Regions from separate parts of the Homo sapiens genome. Here region 1 is linked to region 2. Evidence: chromatin contacts called from ENCODE Hi-C or POLR2A ChIA-PET data. All regions are on one chromosome and are shown on one strand. Each heading gives the region's core, a stretch centred on a gene start or an enhancer-like site at or near the end of the contact. The rest is flanking DNA. Distances are from core to core; before and after follow the strand shown. Region 1 has its middle 68 kb from the start of LINC02398. Region 2 has its middle 240 kb from the start of LINC02398.

What was found. A loop is a pair of places that touch in the nucleus more often than their neighbours do. ChIA-PET counts read pairs that join two places held with the same protein, here RNA polymerase II (POLR2A). Pooled maps may share reads with other maps.
Region 1: a loop to region 2 is called in a map of chondrocyte, with 1.8 times the contacts of the local background. The contact joins two enhancer-like sites. A Hi-C loop is called at or near these places in 1 of 168 maps with a recorded cell type or tissue (chondrocyte) and 2 of 50 pooled maps. POLR2A ChIA-PET finds 5 or more read pairs at or near these places in 2 of 52 experiments (OCI-LY7 and common myeloid progenitor, CD34-positive).

Annotation. Positions count from the first base shown.
Region 1 is chr12:19,945,334-19,948,087 of GRCh38, forward strand. No RefSeq gene overlaps it. Among named protein-coding and RNA genes, the nearest start is that of LINC02398, 68 kb to the right of the region's middle. RefSeq lists an enhancer at 1,228-1,736. Within about 2 kb of position 1,343, at least 3 of the 41 ENCODE cell types and tissues checked have a DNase peak (open chromatin) inside an H3K27ac peak, as active enhancers do.
Region 2 is chr12:19,773,926-19,776,707 of GRCh38, forward strand. No RefSeq gene overlaps it. Among named protein-coding and RNA genes, the nearest start is that of LINC02398, 240 kb to the right of the region's middle. Within about 2 kb of position 1,511, at least 2 of the 41 ENCODE cell types and tissues checked have a DNase peak (open chromatin) inside an H3K27ac peak, as active enhancers do.

The DNA.
Region 1 (2,754 bases), core at 93-2,592, 170 kb after region 2:
AGAAAAAAAAAAGTACCTGTAAGAAGACTGCATGCGGTGGCTCATGCCAGTAATCTCAGCAGTTTGGGAGGCCAAGGTGAGAAGATCACTTGAGCTGAGGAGGTTGAGGCTGCCGTGAGCCCTGTTCACTCCACTGCGCTTCAGCCTGGGTGACAGAGTGAGAATTTGTCTCAAAGAAGAAAAAAAGAGTACCTGTAAGGAAAACAAACAAACAAGCAAACATAAAAGCAATAGAGCAAGTGCTGTTGTTTAAAAGCATTCCCAGCACCATTAGCATCTGGGTACCTCCATTAGCATGTCTTTTTCTTTTTATTCCCCATATCTAGGCCTTATCACAAGCCTGTTATTTATCCATCCCTCTGCCACTCTCTGATTTAGGTTGCATCATCTCTTGACTGGATCACAGCCACAGCATTCTAATTACCCTCTCTACCTATCGTCTACCCTGTAGCCAAAGCGATCTTTTTAAAAAGCTAAACAGATTATATCATCCTCATACTTAATGTACTTCAGTGGCTTCATTTTTCCTCTGAGGGTAAAGACTAAAGTCATTACCATGGCCTATGAGCCCTGATGTGATTTGGGCTCTACTCCTGTTTCATGAGTACTAACCTCTCTCTCTTCTTTATTCTCTGCCTACTGTAATGTGTGGAATAACTGCTGTAGGAACAGCACAGATGAAACTCCACCAGAGGACATGGAGAGATTTGGAAACAGGAAAAAGGCCTTACTGCCAGTGTGCAAATATGAAATAAGAGAGATCACGAGAAAATATATCTGAGGCTTAAAAGAAGAGAAAGGTCCAGTATTTCAGCTGCAACCAGGAAACAAAGGATTCCTCCAGGGTTAATGCCCGGTTTGGATACCAGCTGTCATTTCCCATTACAGCTTGAAAATTTTGCAAGAGCCTGCCTATTACTAAGCTTCATGACATTCCTCTCTGGTCTTCATGATAGTCTGCAGAGTCAAGGGCTGATCACAGCTAAAGTCCAAAGTCCTTTATGAATTTTCATCAAAATTAGATTTCCGGAAACTATGCCTGCTCACAGTGGCTTTTAGGTATATGATAGCAGAACCAGCAATTCAATATTCTTTATGGAGAGTTGGAAGTGAACCAGCATAATTCAACTGAAATTAGAGAGTGTAGGGGTTAAGGGGTATCTCCCAAAGGATAGGTGGGTGAATTGATGTATTAATTAATTATTAATATTAATTAATAGGTGCTATAATAAGTGAATGCTGATGGTTCAGTGGCTTAATAGAATATGTTTCTTGCTCACATAAAATCCAAATCGAGTGTTTGTGGATGGCATTCCAGGCAGTGATTCAGCAACTCGAGCTTATTCCATCCTGTCAGTCTTCCGTCTCCTGCAAACCCTAGAGTCCAGTAATTTCAGTGAGCAGATGGGGAAAGAATGATGAGGAAGGCACAACTGCTGTTTATCTACTTCAGCCTAGAAGTGACTCACTCTGGCTCATGTTCCATTGGTGAGAACCGGTCATATGGCTCTATCCTAAATGAAAGTTGGGTAGCTGCTTTCCAGAACAACACCACGGAAGAAGAGTATGTTTTTGGTAGATAGCTGGTAATCTCTGCAACAGAGTGAGAGAAAAATCATGTTTCATCTGTTGATTCCTACCTGTTATTATTATTATTATTATTATTGTTTTAATTTTAAGTTCAGGGGTCCATGTGCAGGTTTGTTACATAGGTAAACTTGTGTCATGAGGGTGTGTTATACATATTATTTCATCTCCCAGGTATTAAGCCTAGTTATTTTTTCTGATCCTCTCCCTCCTTCCACCCTCCCGCTGTCTGACAGGCTTCAGTGTGTGTAGTTCCCCCTCTGTGTGTCCATGTGTTCTCATCATTTAGCTCCCACTTATAAGTGAGAACATGCAGCATTTGGTTTTCTGTTCCTGCATTAGTTTACTAAGGATAATAGCCTCCAGATCCACCCATGTCCCTGCAAAGGACATGATCTTGTTTTTCTTTTTCTTTTTTTTTTAACCTACTCATTATTATGTATTAATTTTTCTTCCCTTAGCAATAATCACTAAGTTGAATTATTTATCATTTGTTGACTGAATCTAAAAACAGTTGGACTCTCTCAGGAGAGGAGAGAGACTGGTAGGATTTCCCGTTGTGAGAAAGTTTGCTCCATTCAGTTTTTGTCTACAGGATGAATAAGCATTCTTTCTCTCACTGTGGTAGTGGTAGGGTGTGGGAGATAGCGAAATTCTTGTTTGTTTGAGATCTGCCTTGTACTCCCACTTAGACTCATGTCCAATGACTTAACGGCATTTTATATTGATCACACACATAGTTGAGGGGCTTGGTGCAGATATTATTTACTAGCATGAATTTTTGTGTGTGAATATTATATAGTAAGAAGTAATATTGTTCAGTATATACATTTTCTTCGTGACATGAAATAAGACAATGAGTTGTTTTTTTCCGTAATCCACTCACAATGGACAGAAAGAGTATTAACTAAAATGTTTGAGGGTGAAGAATAAGTTAAGAGTACATGGGGGAAAATTACCTGTTCTACTAAGTAAGAATACTTAGTATTGTCTGTTAATGCAGAGGGCTGGGCCAGAGAAGGTGAGTAAATGTTAATATAAGAGATTAACACACTATGGTTGGGTGCAGAGTCTGAAGCAGATCGTTTGATATTGTTGTTTTATGCTCTACTACATCTAATTAGGTAGATGACAACTTTAAGAAAACCCTTTCTTCCTTTACTAATG
Region 2 (2,782 bases), core at 261-2,760:
AAATCTATATTTTAAACTAATAATTCTTTAATTTTATAAACTAGCCAATCAGTGTTCAGATTTTCTAAATCATATCATACATATTTTCTTTGTTTTGTTTTGTTTTCAACTTTTATTTTAGGTTCAGGGGTATAAGAGCAGGTTTGTTATATAGGTAAACTACATGTCACGGGGGTTTGGAGTACAAATTATTTTGTCACTCGGGTAATAAGTATAATATCTGATAGGTATGTTTTCTGATCCTCTCCCTCCTCCCACCCTCCACCTTCAAGTAGGCCCCAGGGTCAGTTGTTCTTCTCTTAGTGTCCAAGTGTTCTCATTGTTTAGCTCCCACTTATAAGTGAGAACATGTATTTGGTTCTATGTTCTGCATTAGTTTGTTTAGGATAATGACCTCCAGCTCCAACCATGTTGCTGCAACAGATGTGACCTCATTCTTTTTTATGGCTGCATAATATCCTACAGTGTATATGTACCACATTTTCTCTTTTTAATATTATTTTTCCATAAGTTATTGGGGTACAGGTGGTATTGGTTACGTAAGTTCTTCAGTGGTGATTTTTGAGATTATGGTGCACCCATCACCCAAGCAGTTTACACTTTACCATATTTGTAGTCTTTTATCCCTCATCCCCCTCCCACTCTCCCCACCAAGTCCCCAAAGTCCATTGTATCATTCTTATGCCTTTGCATCCTCAAAGCTTAGCTCCCACATATCAGCGAGAATATACAACGTTTGGTTTTCCATTCCTGAGTTACATCACTTGGAATAACAGTCTCCAATCTCATCCAGGTCACTACAAATGCTGTTAATTTATTCCTTTTTATGGCTGTGTAGTATTCCATCCTATAAATACCACAGTTTCTTTATCTACTTGTTGATTGATGGGCATTTGGGTTGGTTCTACAATTTTGCAATTGTGAATTGTGTTGCTATAAATGTACATGTGCAAGTGTCTTTTTGAATAATGACTTCTTTTCCTCTGGGTAGATACCCAGTAGTGGGATTGCTGGATCAAATGGTAGTTCTACTTTTAGTTTTTAAAGGAATCTCCACACTGTTTTCCATAGTGGCTGTGCTAGTTTACATTCCCACCAGCAGTGTAGAAGTGTTCCCTGATCATCGCATCCATGCCAACATCTACTGTTTTTTTATTTTTTGATTATGGCCATTCTTGCAGGAGTAAGGTGGTATTGCATTGTGGTTTTGATTTGCATTTCCCTGATCATTCATGATGTTGAGCATTTTTACATATGTTTGTTGGCCATTTGTGTATCTTCTTTTGAGAATTTTCTATTGATGTCCTTAGCCCTTGGTTTTGGGTACTTGGTCATGAAATCCTTGCCTAAGCCAATGTCTAGAAGGGTTTTTCCAATGTTATCTTCTATAATGTTTATAGTTTCAGGTCTTAAGTTTAAGTCCTTAGCAAAACGCACCGGATTCGCGCCCTCCCCGGAGTTCTGGCCAGGAGGCTCTGGCTGGATTCCAGTTGTTACAGAGCTCGCTGGAGACTTCCTTCTCCCTGTGGCATTTTCCCCGCTCCTCTGGCCGCCGAAGGAGTCCTGTGGTGCCGGGCAGGAATGGGCTGCTTGGGGACCCAACGAGCTCCCAGAGCCTTTCCTGCTGCTTCCTCTACCCCTGTGTTTCGCTAGGCTCTCGAGATGGACTCAGTTCCAGGTAAGGTCGGAAACTTCTCCCGCAGACAGACCTTCAGTTTTCCCAGTGGGGGTGTGTGTTTGGGAGAGGAGGATCTCCCTTTCCTACTTCCGCAGTTGGGGGACTCGCTGTATCTGGGTTGTCTCCCGGGTCCTACAGGAGCAGTCCGCTTCCTTTAGAGGGCCTGTGGGTCCTCTCCGGATTCCTGGTTTGTTCTTGCCATTGATACGGAGCTAAAATTAATGATGCGAGCCTCCGCACCCTGCTCTGCCCGTACGAGTCAGAGCTGCAATCTAGTCCTGCCTCCTATCCACCATGATGATCCCTCTCCCAATTTTTTTTTTTTTTTTTTTTTTTTGCAAGGGAGTCTCGCTCTGTCACCCAGGCTGGAGTGCAGTGGCGCGATCTCGGCTCACTGCAACCTCCGCTTCCCGGGTTCAAGCTATTCTCCTGCCTCAGCCTCCAGAGTAGCTGGGACTACAGGCGCCTGCCACCACGCCCAGCTAATTTTTTTGTTTTCAGTAGAGACGGGGTTTCACGCTGTTAGCCGGTATGGTCTCGATCTGCTGACCTCGTGATCTGCCCGCCTGGCCTCCCAAAGTGCTTGGATTACAGGCGTGAGCCACCGCGCCTGGCCCCGCTCCCTATTCTTTATACGTCTGGTAAAATTTGGCTCAGAATCCATCTGGTCCTGAGCTATTTTTATTGGTAGGCTTTTTGTTACTGATTGAATTTTGGAACTCGTTATTGGTTTGTTCAGGGATTCAATTTGTTCCTGGTTCAGTCTTGGGAGGTTGTTATATGTCTAGGAATTATCAGTTTGTTTCAGATTTTCTAGTTTGTCTGCATAGTCATGTTCATAGTAGTCTCTGAGGGTTTGTTTTTATGGTTCTCTTGGGTCAGTGGTAACGTCCCCTTTGTCATTTCCGATTGTGCCTAATTGCATCTTTTCTCCTTTTCTTTTAGTTGTCTAGCTGGCTCTATTAATCATATTCATTTTTTTCAAAGAACCGATTTCTGGATTCATTAATCTTTGTATTTTGTGTGTGTGTGTGTCTCAGTTTTTTTCAGTTCAGCTCTGATTTTGGTTATTTCTTGTCTTCTGCTAGTGTTAGGGTTGGGTTG